2 separate regions of the Mus musculus genome follow, and region 2 is linked to region 1. A link is a loop called in an ENCODE intact Hi-C map of the cell type or tissue named here. Cell type or tissue: left cerebral cortex. All regions are shown on one strand.

The links. Hi-C counts contacts between places; a loop is a spot of excess contacts. Peaks named below come from ENCODE experiments on the same cell type or tissue, not always from the same donor. Only the 100,000 strongest peaks of a DNase experiment are listed, where the experiment ranks them.
Region 2: a loop joins it to region 1, with 4 times the contacts of the local background. A loop is called at or near these places in 8 of 42 quality-filtered maps.

Annotation. Positions count from the first base shown.
Region 1 is chr5:36,739,639-36,744,638 of GRCm38, reverse strand. No RefSeq gene overlaps it. Among named protein-coding and RNA genes, the nearest start is that of Bloc1s4, 6.5 kb to the left of the region's middle. In left cerebral cortex, CTCF peaks have their summits at 1,972 (motif pointing right) and 4,604 (motif pointing right); DNase peaks (open chromatin) are centred at 1,980 and 4,602.
Region 2 is chr5:36,481,467-36,486,466 of GRCm38, reverse strand. It overlaps Tada2b (transcriptional adaptor 2B), which reads left to right and starts at 2,182. Exons shown (of 2, transcript NM_001170454.1): 1 at 2,182-2,679. The coding sequence starts at 2,410. It overlaps Ccdc96 (coiled-coil domain containing 96), which reads right to left and starts at 1,879. Exons shown (of 1, transcript NM_025725.3): 1 at 1-1,879. The coding sequence starts at 1,815. The coding sequence ends at 61. In left cerebral cortex, a CTCF peak has its summit at 2,123 (motif pointing right); DNase peaks (open chromatin) are centred at 2,010 and 2,639; H3K4me3 peaks cover 2,416 bases; H3K27ac peaks cover 677 bases.

The DNA of each region.
Region 1 (5,000 bases):
CAGCACTGAGGGGCAGAGACAAGTGGATCCCGGGGGGTGGGGGTGGAGGGTTGGGGGGGTCTCTAGCTACATTCCTGCTGAAACAGCTCAAGGACCCAGTAAGAAACCTCGGAGGGGTACGAACACACTCTGCCTTCCACCCAGGCAAACTCCCACATGTGTGAGCCTGTGTACACACATGCACTTGAACATACATGCATGAGGGTGGGGCTTAAAACCAAACAGTAGAAAAAGACTAGTAATGGCCCGGAATTTGAAGTTTGTAGCTAGCTTGGCTACATAACTTTCAGAAGGGACCCCATGGGAAGGTGCAAAGCCAGTTCCTAAGGATCTAAGGATGTCCTTTTTTTTTTTTTTTTTTTTTTTTTTTCTGTTCGAAGTGAACAAGATGAAAGAGGGGCTCAGGATGCCTGGCAGGGTGTGAGTGTAGGTCATATAAGAGTGAGTCACAAAAGAAAAAAAAATGGAGTCCTACTTTGGGGTCTTACCTGATGAATGTCTAACTTTCTGAACTTGCTCACAGGAATACCTTTTAGAGTTCTGTGGTTTAGAGTGGCCTGATGTTCACAAAGAAAGGGGTGGCATCCAAGTTGTCACTGGAGTGTATCCCGGTGCACAACCCCCGATCCCATCTGCATTAGCATCGTCCCTTGCCAGCAGTGTGTTGATCCAGCAGCTCGGCAGCCCCAGGCGGTCCCAGGCAGTCCCAGGCAGTCCCCTGCTTCTTCCTTGCTGTCCATTTGTGCACACAGTCAAGGGGCTTTAGAAATCTGAGTCTGGCTGCGAAGATGGCTGTGTTTATATGTACATACTGTGTGTATGTGCAGTGTTTGACCTGAGCTTGATCCCACAGAAGAAACCCCAGGCATCATGGTGTGCACTTGTCATCCCAGTATCAAAGGCACAGGCAGGAGGATTCCTGGGGCTTGCCGGCCACCCAGGGCACCCAGCCTATTGGGTGGACTATGAGAGACTCTATTTCAAAAGAAACAAAAACAAGGTCTCTTGAGGAATGGCACCAAAGGCTGTCTTTTGTTCTCTCCATGCCTGGGCTTGTACATGGACCCACACACATATATGCACACATGCACATGTACCACCCCCCCAAAAAAAAACACCCTTGAGTCCCATGCACCAGCCTTTACCCAATGCTCTCAGTAGTTGATTTGGACATAAATGGAATAAAACCAGAAATCTGCTTTGTGCGCAGACAGTTCCCATAGGGCTCACCCCCATCCCCACAAATTTGCAACAACCTTCCTACTTCTTTTTGGATCCTGACCTGGAAGCAAACCAGCAGTCCTGTGTAATAGCGGCTGTGGTATTATCCAACTAGCTGCCTCATCGCCTGTACGCATGACCAAAGACGCTCCCTGGGTCCTGCTTGCTTTGCCTGGATTCTCAGCAGTAACAATGTGCTAGGGACATTCAGATGTCTGTCAAGTGACTAGCAGTCAGACTGGCCCAGTGAGCAAGCTATACCAAGTGCTATACCCAGTGAGCAAGCTATATATTTCCTGGCTTAGGAAAACACACAGGCCAAGAACACACAGAGAAAAATATGTGCTTTCTAGCTCAAGAACAGGGCAGACTAACAGCTGAGGTTGAATACCAACTTAGTCCAAATCATGGATCCAAGACCACACTGGTTAAACACAGTACATGTACTCCTAGGGAAACCATATGGGCTTTGTAGGAACACCAGACATAAGGCCAGGCTACATGTGGAATTCACCTTTTCTGAGACCTTAAATGTGCTAAGAGGCTGTAGAGAACTTTTTCCAAAGTGGCTTAAACCATCAGTCCCATCAATAAATGTGAGACCATTTATTTTAGGCCCTTCACCGACCAAAGGGAGAGGGGATCCTTCCCGTGTAGTGAAGCCCAGCTTGGGGTTAGGGAGTGGGGACAAGATGAAAAGATGGCTATGGAAATAAGGCATCTCTGGACCATTTGGCTTGCAGGACAGCGTCTTCTCACCAGGGGGCGCTATAGGGGTAGGGAAAGCATGAAAACTGCGAATCTAGCCATGGCCGAAAGGAATTCAAACTCGGTCATCTAAGATTTGTAGAAGGACTCAGCCACAACACTCCGGACCTCCATGACAGACACACAGAGCACAAACACAGAATAAGTGGAAGCCAAGGCACAATGTCTGTTCCTCTTGCGTGGAGTGGTGAGCGGAGTGAGGCGGAAGCTGCATGAAAAACATTTGAAATCGCACGGCAAGCACCACGACCGGCACGCTCCCCACCCTTCACTGTCCTCAAAGCTCTGACCTTCCTCCAAAAGAAGCAGGGTCATTTATTTACTTATTCCTTGTCTCCTGGTTAAGGGAAGGACTTGAACTTTGTCCCTTTTGTTTATTCTGAACCAGTGGCACCCAGGGCTAAGCCAATGATGACAGCAGGCACTATCAATGTACCTGGAATGAATGGAAGGGGACAATGGGGACAAGAGGGCAGCTGACAGGGAGGTGGAGAGGGTGCCTGGTGCCTCCAAGACTCTTGGTCCCCAGTGTGTATACTGGCCTCGACTTTGGAGACATCTCCTTCCAACTTCCTCCTTTGTGTCTTTGGGTTGTAGCCATGTCTCGTCCAGCCTGATGTGTGAGTTCCTTGAAGGAGCCAGTATCCCTCTTATCCATCCTGCCACCCCCTTCCCTGGCTCCATCTCTGCCACACTGTATCAGTCAGGGTTCTCCTGAGAGGCTGAGGAACCAAGAGGATGTGCACATAGCTCTATGGGAAGGGGTTATTGGGGGAACTGGCTCTTGAGGTTGCAGGGGCTGAGAAGGCCCCAAGAAACCAAAGGTAGGCCGGAAGTGACTTTGTCCAAGTCCAGTCCACCAGGGCAGCAGAGGTGGGTGAGCTCAAGAGCCTGGCTCTATAAAAGCCTAGGGAAGGGGACTCTTTATTCGTCAGGAGCAAAGTACCCAGTGTTGCTTTAGGGTGGTTCAGGATGGTCAGGGCCATTGGCAAGTAGTGTCACCTATACTGGGCCCCAAGCAAGGACCAAAGACATGCAGAACATGACTGGGCTCAGGGCCTAAGAAGAAACACATTGAAAGGCCATGAGGTGGCCACAAAAGTATCATCCTGCCTCTCCATTAGATCTCTTCCTCTTCTTCCTCCTCCCCTCTCCTCCTCCTTCTCCTCCTCCTCCTCCCCCTCCTCCTCCTCCTCCTCCTCCTCCCCCCCCTCCTCCTCCTCCCCCTCCTCCCCCCTCCTCCCCCCTCCCCCTCCTCCCCCCTCCCCCTCCCCCTCCCCCTCCTCCTCCTCCCCCTCCCCCTCCTCCCCTCCTTCTCCTCCTCCTCCTTTCCTTCTTCTCTTCCTCCTTCTTTTTGAGACAGGGTTTGATGTAGCCCAGGTTGGCCTCAAACCCTTTTTCTCCAGCCAAGAATGACCCAACCCTATATCTCCTTGATGAGTGCTGGGGAACCGGGCATGCCATTAGGTTTTCCTGTGAAGACAGACAGTGCGCTGGGGCTGAAACAGTCTCTACGTGTGGACTCAACATCTCAGTCATTTAGTCTGACTGGTGCTGGGTAAATCCGGAGAGGTGACAGTGGAATGCATAGGAGACCTCCATGTAAAGAGAAATGTCAGGGTCTGGGCCAGAGTGATGGCACGTGGCTGTAATCCAGTGCTCAGCCTGATCTACATAGAGAGATACTAACTAAAATACTAGAGATTGAAAGAGAAGGTCAAGGGGTGGGAGAGAGAGGAAGAGAGAGAGAGGTCAGAATATCTTCCTTTTTTCCTTTTTCACGTAAGAGACATGTATGTGTCTCCTTGTGTAGAGATACATTCCTGAGAGTGAACACAGAGGGTGCCATGGGTCCAAGAGGAGGCTGCTGGGTTTTCTGGGAAGGAAAATTATTGTGGGTTGCCATGGAGCTGTTTGTATCTCATGCTAAATCTGCCTCCTCCAGAGGGGCTGCCTGGAGGAGGAGTGGATCAGGTACCCAGGTGATTCTGTGTGAACCTTCTTTCTCCCCATTCTAACTGGTCAAATAAAGGCCAGAACCTGTGATTGGGCAATGGAAGGGAAAGGTGGGGCTGGAGGTTTTAGAGAGTGGGGGAAGGGTAGGGGACAACAGAGGAGAAGGACAGAGGAAAAAGAGATGGAAGAAAGATGGAGCAGAACTACATGCCCTGGAGAAGGAACAAGTAACAAGGGCTCTCATAGCTGGGGAATAGCTTAGTATAGTGATAGATCTGCCCAATCTAGACATACAACTTATAAACATAATAACTCAGTTGTGTGTTTTTGCATAGACTTATTGGGGTTGGAAGTTTACTACAACAGGAAAGAGGAAAGGAAGGAGCCGTGGTCAGGTAGGAGTGGATAAAAAGCGCCCGTGTTCAGCTCAGCCTCTCCTGTCTGTACAGTCCGTTGTGTGGGGATTTTGATGGAGAGAACTAGGTGAGGAATCACAGAGCTTACCTGGTGCAGACCCCACTTTTCATGAGCACCGACAGCAAACACCACCCAGGACTCTGACAAGGCTATGGATTATCCACTAGCCCAGGAGGGCCTAGCTCCACTAATGCCTTAGAAGGGCTGGCCTTGTGCACTAAACATGCTACCTATGGCCACCAAGGGGCAGTATGGTGTAGCATTGCCCAGCAAAGAGGTCTTAAGCCAATTATCCAGCTCCCTGGACCTCAGTTTCCTCCTCTGGAAAGAAAGAAGGAGAATCCAGGAGTTCACAGCCTCCTGAGGGCATGCTGAGCAATCCTGTGCTGGGCTGAGAAGTCCTTTCTCCGGCTCTCATCTTCCTGTATGGCCGACGCTGGGTCAGTGTTCCTGACCAGCAGCTACTACTAGTCCCTCTCATTCCAAGTAGATGCTTAGCTAGAGGGCTGAATTCTCTGAGGAAGCTACTTAACCAGCTCCCAGGAAGGGCTGTGGGGAGAGGCTGGAGGAGAAGCTGAGGCCCCTGATAGACCGCCTGGTCGTTGCAGTGAGGACTGACCAAGGCTCAGCTTCTCCAG
Region 2 (5,000 bases), 260 kb after region 1:
AGAGAGTAAGAGAGTTTCTGGGGTTGCAGAAGTTTTTGCCAACTGTCCTGTCAAGGGCTGTCAAGAGGGGAGGAAAGTTTTGGCTTCCCTGATCTTTTGCTTCACCCCTTTGCAGGACAAGGCGAGCCCGGCATGATGGCGCTTCAGGGATTCCAGGCGCCTGTTGAGCATTTCTGTCTTCTCCACCTTTTCTTCCAAGTCTCGGAGGAGTGATTCCTTACCCAGAAGCCCACATTTCTGACTCAGCTTGACGTTGTCGATTCGCAGGCTGTCGCGGGCTTGTTTTGTCTTCGTCAACAGGTCTCTTCCTAGGGCCACCTGGGCATCCACTTCCGAAAGTTGTGCCTTTTTGCATGAGTTCTCCGTATCTATGAAAGACAGCTTTTCCTTCACGTGCGTTATAATCTGCACGTTGCTGGTCACCTTAGTGCGCAGTTTTAAAAGTTCCTCGTTTCGTTCCTCTACTTTCTCGTTGAAGGTCTGGTTCTCAATTTTGAGCTGTTCAAAGTCGATGAGGAGCAGCCCCTCAGCCAAGTCCTCCTGGGCCTTCATCCTGGTTTCAAAGTGTACCAGGCTCTGCTTCAGCTGCACGTTCTCGAGACGCACGGCGCTCATCTCCTTCTCCTTCTTATCCTCCAGGGCCTGAAGCTGTTCCACCTCTCTCAGGGCAGCCTGGCGCCCACCACGCGTGCGGCAACTGCCCATGACCTGCATCACCACCTGCTTCTTGAGGGCCTGGAAGCGCCGCCACTCTTTCTCCACCCTGGTCTGCTTCTCTTGGCACTGCTGCTTCAGCTCCCGTACCTCCTGACGGTACCACTCTAAGTCGTCTGCCTCTTGTTTCTTCAGTTCCTCCAGCATGGCCAGATAGCGCAAGTATGCTTGCTCTTTCTCGGGAGATTCGGGTTCAGCGCTCTTGTCCCCAGGTTCCGCCGCTGCTTCCAGCCCCTTCTTGCGTAGGGTCTCGTGAATCTTCTGCTGTAGGTACATGTTGTAGCGCTGATAACGGTTCCGCTCCACTAGCAGGGAGTGGTACTGTTCCACCAGCTCGCCGCGCAGTTGCTGCTCTTGCAGCTTCTGCATGTCCGCTGTCCACTCAAACTCTTCAGTGGACGCCCCTTTTTGTTTCTCCTCTTCCTTGGCCTCTCCAGGGTGAAGTTGCTCTTCTGTGCTTTTGTGTCGTTCTCGATCTGTCCCCTCGATCTCTTCACTGTCTCTCTTCTTCAGTGACTCCCTTGCTTTCTCTTTCGCAGCTTGTGGGCCTGGGGCAGCCCCCTCCTCAACAATTGTGGTCAGCGGTAGAGATGGCCGGAACCGTGACTCCTTCCTCTTCTCCCTCTTCCCCTTGCCCTTCGGCTTCTCTGGCCTGTCCCGTTCCTCTCCCTCATCCTCATCCTCATCCTCATCCTCGTCCTCGTCCTCGTCCTCATCCTCGTCCTCATCCTCGTCTTCGTCTTTGTCCTCTGGTTCCTTGGACTCCGGCTTGGTCTTGGGCTGGGTCTGTGGCAGACTCTCTGGCTCTCGGGACACGGCCTCGCCCGCGGTCTCAGCGGCCCCCGGACTTTCCGGGACCTCAACATGCGCGTAATCGATCCCCTCCGAATCCTTCGCTTTTGAGCTGTCCGACACCGGCTGGGTCTCGCTCTCAGGCTCCCGCCCTTGCGTCGGCTCCGGCTCTGGCTTCGGCTCTGGCTCCTGCTCTACAGGGTTGGCCGGAGTCAGAGGTTCGGAGCTAACCTTGATCTCGAGCGACTGCCTGGCCAGGCCTTCCTCGGCTCGGTCTTTGCCCTCGATGTCCCCGTAGTGGCTGTCCATTTTCGACCCGCCGGCCCCGCTCTGAGGCCGGCTGATGCCTGCTGTTAGGTTTCCCGGGGCAACCAGGGCGCGCGGTGGGCCCCGCGATTGGTCACCCGCCTTCCATTTCTCTCCACCTCCCGGCAATATTAGGCCAATGAAGATCTGCGAACAGGTGAAGGGAGGCGCTAATTGGACGCTGGTTCCCGAGAGGCGTGGCCCGCACGGCCTACTTCCGGTCCGCGCCCCGCCGGCTGACAGGCTTAGGGCGGGGCCTCGCGGCTCCTCCAGTCCATGAGGCCGCGGGAGGCGCCGGCGCGCAGGCGCAGAGCAAAGACTCGGCTGTCCGCGAGAGGGCGCGCGGGGGGCGCCTGCGCGATGCGGCGGGGAGACAGCGGCTGCGGCGGCGGCGGCCGGGCCGGGCCGGAGGGCGCCTGCGTGCTGAGGCGGGACGCGGCCCGCCTGGCCGGCTCCGGCGGCGCCTGGGCGGGGGCGGCCGTGGCAGCGGCCGGCAGCGGCACGGGCGCGGCGGGCGCAGCGAGCCCGGCAGGCGGCGGGGCGCTGACGGCCGGGGGCGCGGCGGCTGCGGGCCGGGCGGCGGGCGAGCGGGGGAAGATGGCGGAGCTGGGTAAGAAGTACTGCGTGTACTGCTTGGCCGAGGTGAGCCCGCTGCGCTTCCGCTGCACAGAGTGCCAGGACATCGAGCTGTGCCCCGAGTGCTTCTCGGCCGGCGCGGAGATCGGCCACCACCGCCGCTACCACGGCTACCAGCTGGTAGACGGCGGACGATTCACACTCTGGGGTCCTGAGGCGGAGGGCGGCTGGACCAGCCGCGAGGAGCAGCTGCTGCTGGACGCCATCGAGCAGTTCGGCTTCGGCAACTGGGTGAGCGGCGGGCTACGGCTAGAAGGGAGGGCATGGCTGGCTGGCTCGGTGTACGTTGCGGAGGGCCGCAGGTGGTCGGATGGTTGTGTCCGGAACGTGTTGGTCACCAGCGGTCACACAGCTGGTAGAGCAGGGCCTTGACCCATTGCCCCGACACGGAGCTGTCTGCCCTTCACACTCGTCCTCAAGAGGTGTGCATTGAACGCGGGTAGAGGGTAGGCCCTGTGCGTTGCCAGGCTTATCCTTGAGTCAGATGGCAGCAAGCTAGATCCCACTGTCCTTTGCTGAGTTCCCCTAGTACGGTTGTGTTCTCCTGGGCATAGTGGTGGGGAAGGCCAGAAGCCTGGGGCTGCCCGTCCCGCCTGCACTTAGTCTGCATTCAGGGCTTCGTGTGCTTTCTGTGGGTGTCAGCATGTGCCCTGTGCTAAGGTTCTCAATGAGTAGCAGTATCTTGTTTAAGTCTTAGTCTCCACAGCACCCAGGACATGGTGTGATGGGTGGACAGTAAAGAATGAACAAAGGCGTGTTCCTGAAGAGGCATGGATCCTGGGGTCTGCTTTCTAGCTGTCAGGTTTCTGTAGAGGTAGCTCACTGGTAGTAAGAGCCTTCATGTGTGCCAGCCAGATAGTGTGCTGGGCTCCTGGTTGTTCTCTGGCTGTCTCTAAGGAGCTCTCCTTTCTATTCCTCACCTATGTTAGGGATGAGATCTGGCTGCATTGTCACCATTGCCTCCAAGAATATGTCACATCTTCAAGCTTTCAGAGAAGCAGGGAGCTCGGCATGACCCTCTCCTGTCCAGACTCTTCCCTGGTATGTTAGGGCCCTCTGACCCTAGCTTCCCCGAGCTTCCCCTACTCCAACCCTACTGCCCTCCTGTTTCAGATCGTCGTAGAATGAGTGACCTTCTGGACCCACTTCCCCACTTAGGAAGGAGTCTACTCCACAGATGTCTTACCAGTGAGCAACACTGGCTCCTGCTCTCTAAAAACAATGGGTTACTTTGTCTCTAAGTGGTGTTTATTGGTGTGTATTGCGCATATGCTTTGTACAGATCAGGCAACATGAAGGACCTTGAAGAAGAGCCTCAGTGCTGAAAGTGTGGCATTCATATGCTCTGTTTCTGGAGCTTGTCGCATACCTGGTGATCCCTCTCTACCTGATTGCCTGTGAAGACTCACTTGTCCTCAGTTATACACAGAGCCAACCTAAAGCCATCAACCACATCCAATTGGTCAGTGGTCATGTATTGAAAAGATGTGCATAATGTAGCTACTGACCTACTCTTCTGGCCTGACCCATGATGGTGCTTACCTCTCGTGATCACTTCTCATGGTTTTACCGTTCTCTTCCTTCTGTTCTGTAACCCTTCTCACACATGAACATAGGGCATTTGGAGCATAAGCCGCATCTTGTTGGCCCTCAGCAACTTCAGTTCTGCTTCTTAGATTACACTCCAGTGCCTGCAGGGCCTGACAATGTCTATGGCTCTCTGTGAGCTCACGCGGAGTCCATTGATCATTTCCTTTCTTCTGCCTGAGGTGTTCTCACCTCAGTCAAGACTACTGACTGATCTCTGGCCTGCGTGTCACTGCTTCTGAGAGCCTTTCTTTCCTCACACCAGTCCTCTAGCACTTATTTCCAGAGGAGACACTGAAAAGAGTGAGAGTGTTAGTCTCAGCACTGCGCTTGCTTTAGCTCTTGAAATCTGGGCTGTATTTAGGGAACCCTGCAGAAGAATATAAGAGCCAGAGGTCAGGAGGACACCAGGAGAACAAGGCCCTCTAAATGAGCTGAGCAAAGCTCCGATGAACTCAGATGAACAGAGGCTGAAGCAGCAAGCACAGGGCCAGCATGGGTCTGGGCCAGCATGGGGCGGCACCACGTCCTCTATGTATATAGTTTTCTTTTCAGTTTAGTATTTTTATGGGACTTGCAAGTGTGAACGAGTGGGTCTCTGATTCTTATGCCCTTTCACTTGCTTCTGTTGGTTTGTCTTGTCCAACTTCAGTGTTTTGGCTTTGTTCTATCTTACTTTGTTAAAAAGGAAATGCAAGCCCGGTCTGTAGAGTCTGTAGTGTAGCTCAGCTAGTGTTTGTGCCCATTTGTGCAGCGCAGTCAGAAGCCCAGCACTCAGGAACTAAAACACGGAAAATGTGGATGAACAGACAGGCTGGGGAAGGCCTCTTCTGAAGCAGCTCTTTCAGGCTTGAAGGCCAGAGGAGCTTGTTCAGGGGGCAGGTTCTCATGAGGCCCAGTCTCAGCGCTGGAAGAAGTAAAGACCAAGGGGAAGAGCCTTGGGGCTTGACTGCCTGTGTGTGCAT